2 separate regions of the Homo sapiens genome follow, and region 2 is linked to region 1. A link is a loop called in an ENCODE intact Hi-C map of the cell type or tissue named here. Cell type or tissue: endothelial cell of umbilical vein. All regions are shown on one strand. Each heading gives the region's core, and the rest is flanking DNA. Links, peaks and the distances in the headings are about the cores only.

Region 1 (9,274 bases), core at 764-8,763:
CTGAAATCTGTTCCATCACTCCTGCCATAGACACTGCTCCTTATATTGTCTATGGTGACCACGGGATCAACGGCTAAGACCGCTGAAGATTTTCATTGCAATTTAGATATATTTATTAACCCATGGCTAAATTCTCCTTTGAATCAGGTCTTACTCACTTGATTTCAAAAGTTAATCTTAAATGACTTTCTGTCTGGGATTCCCAAGGCTTTGAGTTACGCAGGAAACAACGCCCCAAAAGCCTCAAACAAGAAAGAGTTCTCTTTCTTTTCAAGTATTTTGATACTGTTCCTTCAGTACCCCAGGAAAGCTCCTCATTTCCAAATTCACCTCTCACTGGCCTTCATTGCTGGCTCCTGGCCCCCAGGTTGTGAGGGTGATAGAGGCAGCCCAGGATCCTGGCTGGGGTTGCCCAGATACATCAGCAGCGCCCCGGAGCTGGGTGTGGGCAGGATCCCAAAGCCCATCTTCTTGATGTCATCATGAAGTGGACACACAGCTGGCACTATTCTGAGAACTAACACGCACCCCAGCTACCTTGCAGAAGGTGGTCCCCCTGTGCACAGGTACACATGCCCAGGCACAGATGAGATGGAACAAGATGAGAGCCTGGGTGTTGCTATCTGACTCACGTGACTTCTGTCCCACACAGCAGCTGGGGGTGTGTCAGTGGACCAATTGCCAGAAACCACCTTCCCTTGCCCCCTGTCCTTCTCCACCCCTAATATAGATGGCCACCCTTCATGTTTTTGTAAATCACTAATGGCTGTCTAGGTCGGTACTTAGCTAGGTGGGTGCTTCTGGTATTAACCCTTTAGTTGAGAGCCCATATCAGGTTAAAAAGAACGGGTGAGGACGAGATGTGCATCAATGTGAGTCTGACTTTCTTCTTTCCCAGGTGAGTGGCTGGTGTGTTTGAGGAGGCCTCGACTGTACCCATAGGGAAGGTGAGGGTGTGAAGCCAGCATCTGCTGTCCTCTGATTCCTGCACCCCACTGCTTCCCAGGAACAGCAGGCTTCGCTTCTCCTGAGACCCGCCGACTGGGGTTCTGCTCCCCTGCATCCACTGTTCCCTCCACTTTCAAAGTCTCTTTTTCTTTCAACTACAGCGGAATGCTTAATCACTTATTTTACATGCTGAGGGAATGTGAGGATTTTCAATGCATTGAGTATGAACACCTCTGAAGTTCCATCCTCGCAAAGAACTTGCGTTTGTACACACTGTTCCTTCAGCTTGGAATGTCCTCCATACCCTCACCTTCCTTGTCAGTGTAGTCAAGACCAACTCAAACACACCAGCCACTCACCTTGGGAAGAAGAAAGTCAAATCACATTGATTCACATCTAGTCCCCACTCATTCTTTTTAAGAACAGGCTTTTCTGCTGTAACACAGTATATGACTGTTTCTGAAAAATTCTCACACTCTGCAAAACCACACAGCAAACCACCGAGGTCCATGGGAAAAACAGAGCTGGGGCAGACCACTCAATACCGATGCAACTTTGTAACTAGGGCCTTAATAAAATTGGTAGCAATCCTAATACAAATAATAGCACAGTTTAATGGACATGTTAACTTCTCAAGTAAAGAAATATTGCAGTAAATAAAACAGTTTATCTTGAAGAAAAGTGATGGCATAGTTTCATAGAAGGGGGTGTAAGGAAGTGCTGAGACTGCTACACTGCAGAGAGCAAGGACAGGATGACCAAAGATTGGGAAGAGCTGTGGAGAAAGCATTTCTAAGGAGAGTATGTGGCCTGAGCGAGGCAAGAGAGAGAATACTGCGGCCCTGGGGTCTCGTATAGAGTTCCATTCCTTGACAGTTTGCTGTGCTGATGTGTATTCTTCTACTTACCCTCAGCTATCCTGTTACTCAGTGGTACAAACACCATGCTGGGAAAAATGTCACGCATGAACTAACATGACTTCCATCTCATACTGACATCATTCTCTTCTGTTCCAATTACCTATCAGCAAGTATGAGTTAGAGGAGATGTGCTGTAACAAACAGCCTACTTCAATATTCTCTCATTGGCTACTCATTTAAACCTCAATGTTGTCGTCAAATAACTAATAAGAAAATTGGCTGCATAAAAGACCATCTTTTATGAAGGCTATTTGTCATGTCATCCTTTTAATAGCCTGAGGGATTTTGTTCTGTCTCCGTGTTGAGAAGAACAAGTTACAAGGAGCTTTTAACTCTTGTTCAAGAGGCCATCAATGTAATCATAGTTAGAAGTGAGTTTTCAGACTCATAGGTACACATGCAGTGAAGAGTTTCACATGTTACATTTAGAATAAATACCCTTACATATTTATGAGCTATGTTGTTTTTCTTCTGTTTCGTTAGGGAGAGAGTTCACCGAGACATCATCTAATATAAGCATTACCTCACACATTATCTACACTAAATTTTAATTATTTATACGGCATGCCAGTTCTTGGTATTCTTTGGCAATGAATGAAAATGTGTATGTGGTTAGTATTGGCATATAGGTCTAAGGTAAATATTTAGCCCTGTTGGTAATAAACAAAGTGGGTCCATCTCTTGAAGCTATTTATTCCAGAGAAGTACCTTCAGTTTAAGAGTTCTGTTCAAAACCTGCCCTCTGTGCTAAATTTGGGAGAAAAAAATCTGAAAAGCATGGAATGAAAGAGATCCAGGAATCCTTTTTCAGAATACAATAAGATTTCTGTTCTGGTTGGTGAAGACTGGTCTAGGCAAGGAAGGTCCCCGTTTGCATTGGCACACAGCAGCGCTGCGCTGCCCGGGCAGGCTCAGCCTCAGGTGCCTGCAGCTTTATCTTTGCAAACTTGACCATCAAAGTCCCAGGGGCTTTGGGGCCATGGACAACACCACACCCATGCGACAGCCACTTTACCTACCTGCTGGCCTGGCTTCTGGGTTAGAATTTCTGAATTTCTGCCCCGCCCTTTCTCCTGGAGGTACGCTGCCAAGTGAATCACGCCTGGCAGCTTTCAGACGGCGTGTACCTATGCCTTCCCACATCAGCAGGGATCGAGGATGCCTTTGCTGTGAACTCACACTCGGTAGTTTTTTCTCTGCCTGGAAGAAGGTCTGTGCATAAAATCTGCTCTAAGTCACAGCAGACGCCTACTCCTGGGGCCAGCAGAGGAGAGCACCCACTGGGTACGGACAGGCGCAGGCAGCACTCCGTTATTTGGGAGTGGATTATCTACCTGGATATTTCAACAGTGGATTTTCAATCCCACTCCTCTCTGCCCCTCACTAGGTTGTTGGGATTTTAATTCTTGTGTTCGATGGACAATCAGAGACCACACACACAGTCACTGCAGTATGAAGTTGCAAAGATTGCATGTTCCCTGGACTAGGTTAGACCAAGTTTTGGACGCTAACCTCTGTCGATAAGGCTAATTTGGAATTAGCATGCACACATTTTTAGGTTTGAGCACGATTTTTAGAGTCTCCTGAGTGTGAAATTTTAGGAGCCAGCTCTACCCTGCTCTCCTATACCAGTGCATGAAGACAGTTGATTTTTCTAGTCTTTTTACGCTTAATCTGGAGTGTTTGCAAGAAGATGGGTTCTTCCTGGGCTCCAGAGTGCTATGATGCTGTCTTGTGCCTTTGCCCTGCCCTAAGCTTCCAGTCGGGTGTGCGGGTCTCCAGTGCTGCAGATTTGGTTTGCTCTGAATGGCACTGTGTTTGGGAGAAACTTGATTTGCTTTGGACCAAGGGTGCCCGGGCTCCAGGCCATGTTTCGTGGGGGCGGTCTTGTGAGGAATGCTCATCCCACATGCCCTGCAGGGTCCTCATTTAAAAAATGGGTAGAACCTACTGTTCCTGCCTCCTGGGGTTGCCGTTAGGATGAAAGGAGATTAACCCACGGGAAGAGGTGAGGATAGTGCCCGGCTCCCGGCAGGAAGTACCCAGCATCCATGGTCCATGTTCTTAACCTGCATTTTATCATCTTCCCCTAGTGGGGGAAGATGCTGGTGTATTTCCATCTCACGATACAGACCTGGGGAACAGCAGGTGTCAACACTGTTATTGTTCAAGGAGATTGCTCTTTATGGAGACACTTGCATGCTTTAGGATTTTCACTGAGTAAGCATGCATATAATGCTGACTCTATATGGCTTCCAGAATTCACCTTAAAAGGGTCTTACTTGATTTAATGTTAAGTTCTAGGTACCATCAATTTCTCTGAAGTAAGATTTCAAAAGGAAAAAATTTAGTAAGCTAATTCATCTCTAATAAGTCAAATTCTTAGCTTTCTTTATTCTATCTCTCTCTTTCTTTTAAAAAATTCAATGAGTAGCTGGCTTAGGCACAATTTAAATGGCTCATCTATGCCGAATCTTGTACCCGAGGTCAACCAATGAGCCAGGGTCACTTGGGATCCAGGCCAAGATCCCCATTCTCTGTTCGTCACTATGAGCCTAAGATAAAAATTCGTGAGTCCTGTCTAAGCAACAAGGCTTGTAGTCCTCCTATGTATCAAAAGTGCTCTTATCATATTACAAACAACTAACATGCTGAGATTATAAACATCCACAAACGCGGACTTCCTCCAGTATTCTATGTGATGTCATCTGGCCCTTCTTTCATATCCGCTTTTATTATGCTCCTGTCCTTTCAAAACAGACTGTGTGCCACAGTACAACAAAAGCCAGGAAACGTCGGCCCTCTGGCAGCGAGACAGAGCTGGAAACAAGGAGAAACTGATAAAGCAGAAACACCTCCAGATGGAGAAGTAAAGAATCAATCCTGACACAGCAACTCAGCCTGGCGTCTTTAAAGCCGGTATCCCCTTACGCACACCTAAGGAAGGCTCCTGCTCTGCTCCTCTCAAAGTGGAGTTGTTACTGAGTTGTTTTCATCAGTGCAGGTGGACATTCCCCAGAAAACGTCCTCTAGCAAACACTTCTGAGAGTCTGCTAAGTGCTAAGATCTAAAAGCCAATAGGCAGGCCCCTTGTCCTTGGGAGAAGACAAGCCAGTGGCAGAAATCAACAGCCCTGAACAGTAAATCCTTAACAACACCTAATCAGCCACAAACTATGTACACCCAACCTAAGGCTCGTGAGTGAGTCCCACAGCCACCCTTAGTCACTGCTCCATAGGGGCTGGACGGCCAGCAGCTGGGATTTCTGGCTATGGGTGGGAACATGACAGAAAGCAGGGAACACAGAGCTTTGTGCAGGGCGGTGTTGGTCTGACACTCTACTGGGGAGAAGCCCGTCGTCCCGATGACGCCACGCGCTTGGATGTGTTTTAAAATGGGGTTCTGATGCGAAGGCAGCGCTGGCCACCGACCTGCTCAGTGAACACCGGAAGTGGCGGGCGGGCTTCTTTCCCTTCTCTGTCGTGATTCAGTGCTTCCTGTCACCCCCAGCACACCCCTCCCCACCCCTGGGGAAGCCACTGCCAGGAACCAGCTCCCTGACATACCATAAACAGTCAAACACTGACGACGCTCCCTGCTGCCAGGTCACTGAAATCTTTTCCCTTAATAGACAATACTCCTCCTCCTGTTGGGAGCAATCCACAGACGCCGGAACACGAGTCAGAAAGGAACAGAGTCCTCTGAAGTCCCCAGAATCGCATGGCTGAAAACGCCCCGAGAGTACCCAAGGGTCACACTCACACATGCAGAGCCTGAAGCAAGCGAGAAGCTGGGGTTTGCTCTCGGGGAACTTAACAGCCAAGGACATAGAGTGAGCTCGAGACCCTAAAGACTCTCTGTCCCTGTGCAGTTCTTTGTGCTTCGTAATGTCTTCATGAGCTACAGGACTGCTCTCCTTTCTTCCGCAGCTGCCCCAAAAGACTGGATCTTTCTGCCCCTGGGCTAGGAGAAGTACCCTTCAGAAGATGCTGCCAAAGGAACTCCCCAAGGTGGGGAGGGGATGAACCTTAAACATTTTCTTTCTACACTTCCACTCTTCTCAAGTCTTCTCATCCTCTTCCTTTATCTCTTTTTGTTCTTTTACATCTTTAGAATGAAGTCTTTGGAAAGGTGGATTTGCTGTATTTGTAGTCAGCTTACATGAGGACCATGGCCATATCTGTGGCTAGAGTAAATTGTCCTTGGCTGGGCGCGGTGGCTCACGAGGTCAGGACGTCAACACCAGCCTGGCCAAGATGGTGAAACCGCATCTCTACTAAAAATACAAAAATTAGCCGGGTGTGGTGGCGTGCACCTATAATCTCAGCTACCAGGGAGGCTGAGGCAGGGAACTGCTTGAACCCAGGAGGCGGAGGCTGCAGTGAGCTGAGATCAGGCACTCCAACCTGGGCAACAGAACAAGACTACATCTGAAAAAAAAAATTGTCCTCTTAGACTGGACTCTGCAGGGGCACCAGGTGCCCATTGGGTGAGAGGTTCTCAGGCTCTGTGAACCAGGAGGCCCATTTATTATCCACTCTACCTGTCACCCACCCTCAAGGATTCAAGCCATTCTGGCAATGTCATAAACCGCCAGGATGAACCTTCTTCCTTCCAATCAGTGTAAACAGTGTTACTGTTCTATACTGGGTTAGTTACAGGATACATTATGAGTTTATACAGCTTCATGGAGTGCCATTGTTCCATTTCTGGAATGCTTCTGAAGTGCCACAGACTGTCATTATTTGGATGGTCCAGGTTAGCAACTCCTCGGCACCGAGCACCTCTATTTTGACTCCTTCTTTGATTTTTTCCTCCCACCAAGTTTACTGAGCATCTATTATGGTCCCAGGTATTGTGCTAAGACTGAGGATACCAGGTTCAAAGATCAGATTTCCAGAACTGGAAAAGATGAGCAAGATGATTAATTCTGGGAGATCCCAGTCTTTTATTAATGAAGACCTACTTTTGACTCTGTTTTTGTTTTTTTTCCCCTATATCTGAGGCTTGTAGAGAAAGGGGCTGTGCTGCTGGAGGCTGAGGCTGACATGCACTCCCTCTGGCTCAGTCCTCACAATTGGGTCGGAGGCAGTAAACTCGTTTGAGACTGACCGGCCAGGCTTCCAAGGTCAGGGAAGCCCCTGCTCCCACGACATTCTTCCCACGAAAACTGGGTGCTACAGAGATTTTAGGGAACTTCCCTAAGATGAAGCCCCAAATATGCAAGCACCAGTGATTCCCTCCATCCAGGAATCTCATCACGATGCTATTGTGATAACATGCTGCCCCTCCCACACCTACTGTCCATCAGAATTCAGTCCTCTTTTCTCTAAACGAAGGCTTTCTGCACAAAAGGTAAAAGAAATCCAACTGTTTGGCCCATTTAAAATCAAGTCACTGAAGTTTCTCTGAGCTCAATCACACTCTTCATCTCTGAGGTTCATCTCTGTTCTTACCACATGATAACGTGAAAAAATAGTTTCTTAAAGAGCTGGCCCCATCATCTCCAGAAATGATGTTAGGGAAGGTCCGTGGAAGGCACAGGCCTGCAGTACTGAAGGCAGAGGCATAACTGCCAACCACAAGTCACTGATTACAATCCAAGAGCACCATTTTCTTCCTTTTATGGGGCATACGACTCTTCCAAACATTGTCCTGCAGATACTTAAGAAAACAAAACAAAGCCCCAAACAAAAACCCGAGCTCCTTACTCCACAAGCGTTGTGACCTCCCGGCTCAGGGCAGCAGCCAGTCGTTCTTGGCTGTGGGAGAGAACCTGGGAGGGCGGCGAAGAGCAGCCAGACATTTTTTCAGCTTGCGTCTTCAGGGGACAGAAACAAGGCATTCTTTCCTTCTGCAAATCCAGGCTAGCAGCTCAGGAAAACAATCACTCCTTTTCCCAGCTGCAGAGATGGCTGGATTGCCTTGGCTGCCTTGCACGTTTCTCCCCTAATCTTCCAGATAAACCATCCCTGGGGTCCCAGGTTTAGCTTCTCGGCAGAGGCCCGTTGTTTTCAGTGAGTGCTAACTGGGAAGGCCCAGGCCAGCTCCCTCCTGCTCTAGTAGAATTATCTGGGTTTAACGGGCTCCCTAGAGCCTCAGTGCTCTTCAGGGGGAGCATTTTACCCCCACCCCCCCCCACACACAACATTTTCTGTGTCTTTTCTCCTAGTTTTAATAGTTGGCCACATGGCTCAGTAACTGTGCCTCTCTCCTCTCTCTCTCTTTCTCTCTCTCTCTCCCTCACTGTTTTCCATTGCATTTTTGCTCTTTTTTGCCAGCTAATGGTAGAAGCTCACCATTGGAGCCTTCATATGCAGTAACTGCTCAGCCTTAACAGACTATTCCCTTCTCTCTTAAATTGATGAAAGACACTTTTTCTCTAATTATTAGAAACAACTAGTGAAATATTTATAGAATATAATAAAATGCACATGAAACAGACTCAACAAGGGATCACGGAAAGATCTAATTTAAAAATCAGCTTAGGATCCAAGTGAGCAATACGCAGTTCCTATCACGGTGGCATAAATGGTTCCTTTGGAGAGTTTTGTGTGATTCCAGAATACTGTTAATCCACACCCCTGGCCTCATTAACCTACAAAGCAACAAGAAAAGGAACTTCAAGCCCTTGGCATCATGCTGTTTACTTTCAATGCATGTTCATTTAGTGAATATATGCTCACTGCATATATTTTAGTGAGTACATATATCTTCACAAGTATCAATGCTCTCTCTATTTTTAACAGTTAAAAAGTGCTTTTCCCAAAGCTGTCCTGAAAAATGTCTTGGGGACACAGACACACACAGCAGAACCTGCTGCAGGGACTTCCCTGGGACAGGCAGACTTCAGATTCTTAGAGCCTCCAGCACTGTGTCAGAGGGCTGCTTGCGGTCAGATGTGGAGCAGGACCTTTTGGATAGCAAGGGTGTGGCTAAGGGGGAACATCAGCCTAAGCCTTCAAAAGCCCCCAGTCTGGACACCATGGGCCATGCTTTGTGAATCCCAAGGCAACCCTCTCTGAGCCTGCCACCAGTACATCCGCCCTCTGACGCTGGTCCAATCTCACTTCCACTGCCCATCAGGAGCTTCCTGCCCATGCTGCTCTGGCTCGAGCCTGGCAACAGCTTCCAGCCTTGGCAGATGCCGCTGGAACGCTTGCTGGGACCATCACTCTGGACTCCACTGCCCATCAGCTGTTGAGCCCTCACTGGCACTTATTAGTTAGGAAAGCCCATTTTAAATCTTACGTTTATGATTCCAAACAGCAGGGTACAGTGTCCTTCACACGAGCCCAGTGGTTTCCAAACTTGGCTGTGATCAGCATCATGCCGGGTGCTTCTAAAACTTCCGGCGCCCATGCCCCATTCCAGAACCGCGGAATCAGAGCGCCAGGACTGCAACT
Region 2 (9,274 bases), core at 772-8,771, 120 kb after region 1:
GAACCAGGTGCCCCCAACCTGCCTCTTAGTGAAGCTTCTCTCTCTTTATGTCTCTCTGTCTCTGTCTCTTCGTTTCTCTCTCTCTTTCTGATTCTGTGTTTGTGTGTGTTTGTGTGTGTGTGTGTGTGTGTGTGTGTGTGTGTGTGTGTCTACCGTACCCATACTTGGTCATCTATCGCCCAATTGATGTAACTTAAAAAAAAATCCATATACGTGGGAAAGTGTAACATGTTTATATACTCTACAATCTATTTTTATTAGAAAGTTTATACCTCATAATTTGCAAACTGTAACCCAGTTGGTCTGTTTCCACATCTTAGTTTCTAGCCGAAGATCTCAATATTTTAGTCTATTGACATTAAGTAGTTAAGAAAAAAAGGCAGGAAATGATACTGTAAGTTTAATCTTTAAAACGTCTACAAAGTAGGCATAGTGAAAATGGCATTAAATAAGGTCTTACTGATAGAAATTTTTAAATAATTGGGCCACACCTTGGATTGAAATATATCTCCATATTATCTTTTGAAAACAGGCTTGCCAACTTTATGAAGAGCATTGAGGTGAAGAGAGATTAGCAGCTCAGGGAAGACCATTTTTAAGTATTTATGAAGTAGCTATTTATTGTCTTAATTAAGCACCGGTATTTTGCATTGAGTTTGCAATTATATGCTTTTCTTATCTATTCAGTTTTAAAACCAAGATTTTAAGCAAAACACAAAAGAAAAAACTTCAAGATGTTGGCTTAATTTCTTTCTTTGGGTGACTGTATATGTTTTAAAGGAATTAATGGTGTTTACTTAAAAGAGATTAAAATTCAGTTATTTATTAATTTAGATTGATCTCACTACTGCTTTTTCAAATTAATGAGGTTAGGCTAATAGTGGGTTTTGTAAAACCTCCAGCTCTGCTGAGATTACCTTGTATTCTATGGGCAAAGTTGGTTTGTCTAGTTTTAACCTGGCAATTGTATATCTGGGAGTCAAGGGAACTGTTCTTATCTCTTAGATTCCAAGTATGATTAATGGAGTATTGAAATTATTGCAGCATGCTGGGGGAAAATGTTATCAGTGATAAGATACAGACAAGTAACTTGCTTGGGGGTAAGGAAGTAATCTGGGGATTTCAGACCGGTGTATGTCGTTAGCTACTTCCAGGCTAACCATGGAGGAGTGTGGTGGCTTTACTAAGACCCAGGCTGACCTGACAGAATAAATGGAATGTTCTATGCTTGAACTGCCTGAATTACAGAGATATTTATTAAGGAAAAAACACAAAACCTTGAGTATAAGATAAAGGGGGGAGTTTCTTGAAACTGTCATCTTTTTTAAATACTCAAGAAATTCCAATTTTCTTATGTCTGTCTTAGCCACAAAAACAGGAATGAGATACTTCCTGGGTCATGACTTGTGGGAACACTAGCAGTGTGGCCTTTTCATTCTCTTTTAAAACATTCTGTGGCTTCAGAGGAAATGCAGCTGGCTTGTTGGACATAGAAATCGTGAGAATAAACACAAAATATTTACGTGTTTAAAAAGCAGTGAAGTCAGACCAGTTTCTTTCAGAACCATTTGTACAGCATTTAACTGAATACTTGAGCACGTTTGATTTTTAAAATAATGCTGCCAGGTAAAACAGGCAGGTGGAGTCATCCCTGACTTACAGATGATGGCAAAGCTGATTTTCAGAGCGTCCCAGGGGTTGGCGCTGGAGCCAGCACCAGAATTCCAGGCTTAGGTTCTTTGCCCATCCATGCAGTGACTGAAGAGAGAGCATGAAAAGCAGGGCGCCCGGAGCTCCGCGTGCTCACCCGGAGTGCAGGTGCTTGTTTTTGCAGTCATTTGAAATTAAGATTCCTAAATCTGCACCCTCTTGTAGATTTATATCATTTTCTTGGGATCTTTCCTGAGTCACTCATGAAAATATTTTATTTTTGTTTATTTATTTATTTATTTTTTGAGATGGAGTCTGCTCTGTCACCCAGGCTGGAGTGCAATGGCATGATCTCGGCTCACTGCAACCTCTGCTTCCTGGGTTCAAGCGATTCTCCTGTCTCAGCCTCCCAAGTAGCTGAGATTACAGGCGTGTGCCACCACGCTGGGCTAATTTTTGTATTTTTAGTAGAGACAAGTTTCACCATGTTGGCCAGGCTGGTCTTGAACGCCTGACCTCAGGTGATCCACCCGCCTTGGCCTCCCAAAGTGCTGGGATTATAGGCGTGAGCCACTGCACCCGGCCCAGTCGTGAAAATATTAATTGAGTACCTACCCTGTGCCATCTGTTCGAAGTGCTGGGGGGAGGGAACGAGAGGGAATGCCAGTCACTGCCTGCTGGGTTCCAGCATCTCCTGGAGGTGCTATGTACGCGGCTCTGCACACCCTGGCAAGGGAACCGCAGGGACTACGGAACCACTCAGAGGATGGGGACCCTGGATGTCCCCTGGCAGGGCACCTGTAAAACCCAATTTTGATAAATAATTATATCTAACACATTTTTAAGGAAAAAAAAAAGAAAGGTTTTTCTTAATTGCCAATGAGCAATTCTCTCAAGGTTTAAACCTGAAGACTGTCTTGCATGCTTTTGTATTATTAACTATAATTCTTATCTTCAGAGTATTTCATCTGCAATTTTCAAGTTTACTTTTATCACAGACCAAAAAAAGAAAAAAAAAATCCATCACCTACCTTGTGGTGTTTCCTGCCTTTGCTGTGTCCTCGTTTTGTTCCACAACGCTGCCCCACACCCACATACATTATTAAGTTCACGTTAATAACATCCTCGGCTGTCTAAGTACTTAGGCACTAATTGGCATTTTTCAACATTTCTGTTAATGTAGAACATGTCTTTCGAACCCTCAGGGGCCTTGCTTTGGAGCTAATGAAAATAAAGCAAAGTGTCTTTATAAGAAAAAAAATTAGGTCAGGAGCGTTGGCTCACACCTGTAATACCAGCACTTTGGGAGGCCGAGGCTGGCGGATTACCTGAGGTCAGGAGTTCAAGACCAGCCTGACCAACATGGTGAAACCTTGTCTGTACTACAAATACAAAAATTAGCCAGGCATGATGGTGCACGTCTGTAATCCCAGCTACTTGGGAGGCCAAGGCGCAAGAATCGCTTGAACCTGGGAGGTGGAGGTTACAGTGAGCCAAGATCATGCCACTGTACTCCAGCTTGGATGACAGAGCAAGACTCCATCTCAAAAACATATATATTTTTTTCTTATACAAACTCAGAAGAGAGCTAACCTCTTATTGATATTTTGTTATCAATTATTTATGTTCCTGCAGTCTTTCTTCTTACCCCAAATCTTTTAACTAAGTCATGACCTAGAATTGTGATAAATTTCATGGAACTTCAAAAAAAAAGACGGTTGTGCTGGTGAGCAGAGGCGTGATTTCATGTGCAGACTCTCAGCACCTCCTAAGTGTGATCATTCCTGCAATGGCTGGAGCTCAAGTTGGAAGCATTCATTTATGCCATGTGCATTTCTAGGTCTTTGAGGATAGTATTCCATATATATTTTTTTTAATGGAGTAAGTAAAATCCAAAACCAAAAGTTAACCAAAGTGTTGGCAGTGGTGACTGGGCATTTCAGCCCCTGCCCTGGGTTAGGGCTCTCTTGAGGGACATTCCTCAGTTGGCTTCCCAACTCTTGGCAGGTCAGTACCAAGCCTCTAAAGTCTACACGGAGGCTGCCTCTTGCTTGGTGTGTCCTGCCATCCTTGGGGTGTCACCCAGGCAGGAACCCCCAGAGAGCTCTGTGCAACTTATTTGGAGGATGGTTTTGCTACCACTGGGCTTTTTCCAGCTTTGTCATATTAGATAAAGGCCTCCTGCTGTGCCAACACCTAGCTTCGGTGGCTGATTTTGGCCTCTGATTGCTGCAGTGTGCAACATGCACAACCATCCACACCGTCCATAGCTGCAGCAAGTGAGGTTCCAAGCCTGTAGCAGAACACTTGTTTTCTGTACTGTTTTTCTCGTTTTGAAGATGTTTTTAAAAATATATATTTGAGAAACAGAATGTTAGGTAGTAGGTTTAGAAAGAGGCATCTGTGATTTTGGTTTTAATGAGTGTTCATGCTGATAGGTTAAGCAAAGGAGAGAATGTTATCATCTTTTTTGGGATCCAAAAAACTGGATAGATTTTTTTTTCTTTTAGAATTGGCAAAACTCAGGAGAATGGACTAAATTACCTTAATGCATAAGTTTTCTATAAACTTATAGTGGAAGAAGACCAAAGAAGAACCTTTACATAAGTTTTACTGGCAGTGGGATGTTTAGCAGTGGTTTCTTAGAGACCTCCCTGTGATTACATTTGTATCTATTTTATGCATGCTTTGTAGAATGTAATTTTTTCAGTATTTTCTATTTCCATACAGCTATTTTAAAAATTGAATTTGCTATTTTTTCTGTATTGTCATTAGATTCAAATACTCTCCCAATTTATAAAATGGATGTGAAAATGCTATCCAGAAAATATCCATCATTCTCATTATTTATAGGCTGACCGCATTTACCTGTAACGCAATAGCCTCGATATTCAGGTTACTAGTTTTTATATTTAATTTTAATTAAATTTTGAATCCTAATTAAAAATATTTACCATAGAGTTCTTTTAGGCCATATCAAAGTGATTTCTCTCACTCCGCCCACAGAATGTGTTCAATGGCACTGAATATTTAATATTTTAATAGTAATATATTACTACAATGAATATTTAGGAAAAAGCCTTAATTCTTTTTTTTTTTTTTTTTTTTTTTTTTAAAGCAGAGTCTGGCTCTGTCGCCCAGGCTGGAGTGCAGTGGCACGATCTCGGCTCACTGCAAGCTCTGCCTCCCTGGTTCATGCCATTCTCTTGCCTCAGCCTCCCGAGTAGCTGGGACTACAGGTGCCCGCCACCACACCCGGCTAATTTTTTGTATTTTTAGTAGAGACGGGGTTTCACCATGTTAGCCAGGATGGTCTCGATCTCCTGACCTCGTGATCCACCCGCCTCGGCCTCCCAAAGTGCTAGGATTACAGGCGTGAGCCACCGCGCCCGGCCTGAAAAAGCCTTAATTCTTTAAGGTCCACCAGGGAGGTTTAGTTTATTTGGGGGAAAATGTATAGTCCCAGAGCTCCCTCTAGTGGCGAGCAGCTGCAGCCCACGGAGACTCCTCACCCAAGCCCTGATTGAGGCCGTTGGTTCCTCCGCCCGGGCCTGTCACGGGCTGGATCCACTGTCTGCCAGAGTTTGGGTTTTCTCCAGATCATTCAGTGTCTGAGTACTTCTTCAACAAGGGGGTGCTTGGCTGAGATCCCATGGGTGTGTCTGAGGTGCCAGGGCCCGCCGGGGAGGGTGTGAATGTGCCTGTTTCACATGAAGGCAGCGCTCTCGAATGTGCTGAGGGGTGCCAGGGCCCTGGGGTGCTGCTGTGTGGGTCGCAGGTGCCTGGAGGTGGATGAAGGGTGGGTGTCTACGGACGCCCCGACCAGGAGCTTGGCCCTTCACATGGGCATTTGAATGTGTTGTTGATGGAGCCCGGAGCCAGGAAAATACAAGTGTTTCCAGAGAACGCACTGTCTGCTGGTGTGGTTTGATGCGAAAACGGAATTAAGCTGTTGATGACAGACGCGCTGCCTGAGCGCAGGCACACGTGGAATCTGACTGAGCAGGTTCACAAGCCTTTGGAAAAAGATCATCATCATATTTTTCTTCCTTTCCAACGTGGAAATCTGACTGCTCTGGGGGACTGACTTAAAATGGTTCTGTTTAACAATATTTGAAACGGAGTACTGCTTTGGAGTAAGAATTAATGAGAGCATTTTGGACTGTTTTTTCTGAAAAAAGATAAGAAAAAACTCTTGAAGATAATAGTTGCCTCTGGAGACCTTTGCTGCTGCTCACAGCTTTACTGTGCGCTTCCATGAGTGAGTCTCCACTTTCATCATGGACAAATGTCTGGAACTTTGGTAAGATTTAAAGACCTTTGGAAATTTTTAAGATTTTTTTTGGCTGCCAGTAATTTATCAGCACTCAGTTCTCCTAGAACATTTTTACTGGATCGGGGACGTCAGATGGTTTGTTTGCTTTTGGATGGCTTTCGGGGAACTTTTAAATTGTTTATAAGAAGACCATACTGAGGGCCCCCTTGAGTTATTCTTGTGTTGAATGATAGTTCTTTAGAAAGTATTTTCTGAAGGACTCTTTTTAATTCATTTTTTTCTTTTAAGCTGATGTGCAAAGTGGATTTTCATGGATCAGAAAATATCTATGGTTTTATTTCTTTGTAAATGTGGATCTATCAGAAATATTCACTGTGCATCTCCTTTGTAACCATCGCCTTCTAGCTTTGGATTACATATGACTTGAGTGTTCAGCTCTGTCAGTCAACTTCATAGTGAATGTTAAAATTCATATTAGAATACTTGAGCCTAGAATTGTGCCAGAATTCATCATGGGCTCAGATAATGTTTCAACATCAGGATTTGTCCAATAGAAATCTCTCCTTGAACATGGACACCTGGAGACAATTCTGCATTAAATGCTATAGCTGCAGGCAGGCTTTCGCTGAGCACAGGGTGGACCTTCTTCATCACATGGACCTTATCGTGAGGGCTTGGGATTTTCCACTCAAGAATCCTGGGGCCAGAAGTCCAGTATAAAAGTTGTAGTCCAGGCTTGGCCATACGGAGGAAGGCATTTTCACTTCTAGTTTATCCAGCCCAGCTCCCACCCCTCAGACCCCAGCCACTGTTCTTTCGGCCAGGAGACTCCAGCACTGAGTTCTCTCCCATTCTTCACACAGATTTGCTCATCTCCATCATCGGCAGCCTTGGGAGTAGTCAGAACCAAGCTAATGATAGTCAGAAGGAGGACGGTGGAGGCCCATGAAATGAGGAACTTGCCCAAACAACCCCACGTGCTTTAGAAGAGGCAGGACAAGTCCCGAAGTCTCCTAGAAATAGAACAGCTCTCATGATATCTGAAAGTCATGGATTTTGAAAGATCAAAATTCAAAAGATAAAAACTTTGAATTTTGATCTTTTCCTGGGCTAGCATTGTGCGATAGGCAACTCTTGCAATGCCAGTCAGGAGCCACAAGCCGTTCTGGTTTTCACTTTTGATACAGAATTTGATAAATTACACAAGATATTAAACACTTTATTATAAAACAGGCTTTGTGTTAGACCATTTTGCCTAACGTAGGCCAGTGTTTAAGTTTTCTGAGCATGTTTAAGGATGGCTAGGCTAAGCTATGATGTTGGGTAGGTTAGGTGTATTAAATGTGTTTTTGAGTTAAAAATATTTTCTATTGGGCTGGGTGCAGTAGCTCACGCCTGTAATTCCAGCACTTTAGGAGGACAAGGCGGACAAATCACATGAGGTTAGGAGTTCAAGACCAGCCTGGCCAACATGGCGAAACCCCGTCTCTACTAAAAATACAAAAATTAGCGGCGCATGGTGGCACACTACTATAATCCCAGCTACTGCGGAGGCTGAGGTTGCAGTGAGCCAAGATAGTAACACTGCAATCCAGCCTCAGTGACAGAGTGAGACCCTGCCTCAAATATATATATATATATATGTATATGTATGTATGTGTATATATACACACACATATACATACATATATATACACACATATATATACATATATATACACACATATATATACATATATACACACACATATATACATATATATACACATATATACATACATACATATATATACATATATACACATATATACATATATACACATATATACGCATATATATACATATATACGCATATATACACATATGTATATACATATATATACACACATATATATACACATATGTATATACATATATATACATATATATACACATATATATATATATACATATATATATATATTTTCAACTTACAATGGGCTTATTGGGACATACCCCATCATAAGCTGAGGTGCGTCTGTATGTGCTGCTCAAGCTCTTGCGTATACCCACATAGTTGATGGAGGGCCACTGCACACATTTCCTGATATTCACTGTCTCAAGCTAGACGTCTGGGCTGGAGGGAGAAAATGAGAATTTCGGGAAGAAGATACAGATTTGCAGCCACGCTTTTTATGCATGATTGGTTTAATCTTTGCTGCTTTAATGTTAAATATTTAAATGCAAGAAATAATAGTAATGATAAATGTAGCTGCTAAGTGCAACAATCCACACTGTTAAATTTCATTCACATACTTCTAGTGAACACATATACATCCTTTTAAGAGTTCAGTTGTATGTCTCATAGAGCAAAGGAGAGTGAGCACTCACGCCTTCCTCTTAGGCAAAGCAGACCCTCTAGGGGATCTCCTTGCATCTGTCCCCCCTCAAACTGTGGTGGCAGTATTCCTGCCCTGACGTCAAGCCTCATGGTGTGGAGGGAGCTCCCGGCGGGGCCTCGCCACAGAGTTTTCCATGACCCCGCGGCACCCACCGCAGCTTTCCCACCCCTTTCCCAGCGGCGGCATTCAGGAAATGGTCCTGCAGATGTCTCTTCTGATGTCTCTTCTGATGGTGGTTGGGCTCAAGGAGTTGGCCTTGTGGAATTTCGGAAAGAGTTCTGCAGTCACCCACTGACTGTGACCCATCCTTGACATCATTTCCCTTTCACTGGATACTTGGTGAGCTCTGGCTTCAAATGTGAGGGCTTTCATTCCCTGAATGATTTGCAGTCTGCTCGTAAATGGAAATCTCGAGGCGCTAGATGACAGAAAGCAGCAGCAGGGCCATCGTGGTCCCGAACGCAGCTTGCCCTGCACCTCTCAGCCACTGCTGCGGACTCCAGCCAGTCTGGAATGGTGCCTAGAATGCTTGGACTGCAAAGGCGACGGGGGTCCTGTCCTGCCCAGTAACCTTTCACTACCTCTTAAAGTTTTTAGGATTCGTATGTGGAATCCTACCTCATGCTGAGCGTCATGTTATGCAATTGGCTAGTTCAGCATCCCATGACATTTTATTGAATTCAAACACCATGAATGAATAAAACAATTTCATTGCCTGTGAAGAAGTTACAGGGTTGAGGTGGAGAAGGAATTGCAGTTTCCCTGATAAGCATTGCTTGTTTCCCTTGGATGCACCCAGCACATGGAGGCTGCCATACCCAGTACACTCAGTGCTCAGTACCAAACCCGGTACCCGTACTCATTCCGTGCGTAGAGGAAGCCCCCGAGAGCTGGCAGCATCTCTGTGTGTGCTTCAGTCCATTGTGAAGATCCGTGATCCTAATATTTCAGATTGGAAAAATCCATT

The links. A loop is a pair of places that touch in the nucleus more often than their neighbours do. Peaks named below come from ENCODE experiments on the same cell type or tissue, not always from the same donor. Only the 100,000 strongest peaks of a DNase experiment are listed, where the experiment ranks them.
Region 2: a loop joins it to region 1, with 4 times the contacts of the local background. A loop is called at or near these places in 2 of 110 quality-filtered maps.

What each region holds. Positions count from the first base shown.
Region 1 is chr13:110,337,169-110,346,442 of GRCh38, reverse strand. The region is part of intron 3 of COL4A2 (collagen type IV alpha 2 chain); the gene reads right to left. It overlaps MIR8073 (microRNA 8073), which reads right to left and starts at 5,485; the gene lies at 5,414-5,485. RefSeq lists enhancers at 2,342-3,290, 3,291-4,240, 7,784-8,285 and a silencer at 5,312-5,381. In endothelial cell of umbilical vein, for the core only: no CTCF peak of the experiment used is centred there; DNase peaks (open chromatin) are centred at 4,632, 5,222 and 7,612; H3K27ac peaks cover 4,591 bases.
Region 2 is chr13:110,218,263-110,227,536 of GRCh38, reverse strand. The region is part of intron 2 of COL4A1 (collagen type IV alpha 1 chain); the gene reads left to right. Among named protein-coding and RNA genes, the nearest start is that of COL4A1, 84 kb to the left of the region's middle. In endothelial cell of umbilical vein, for the core only: a CTCF peak has its summit at 5,146 (motif pointing left); DNase peaks (open chromatin) are centred at 1,206 and 5,116; H3K27ac peaks cover 1,075 bases.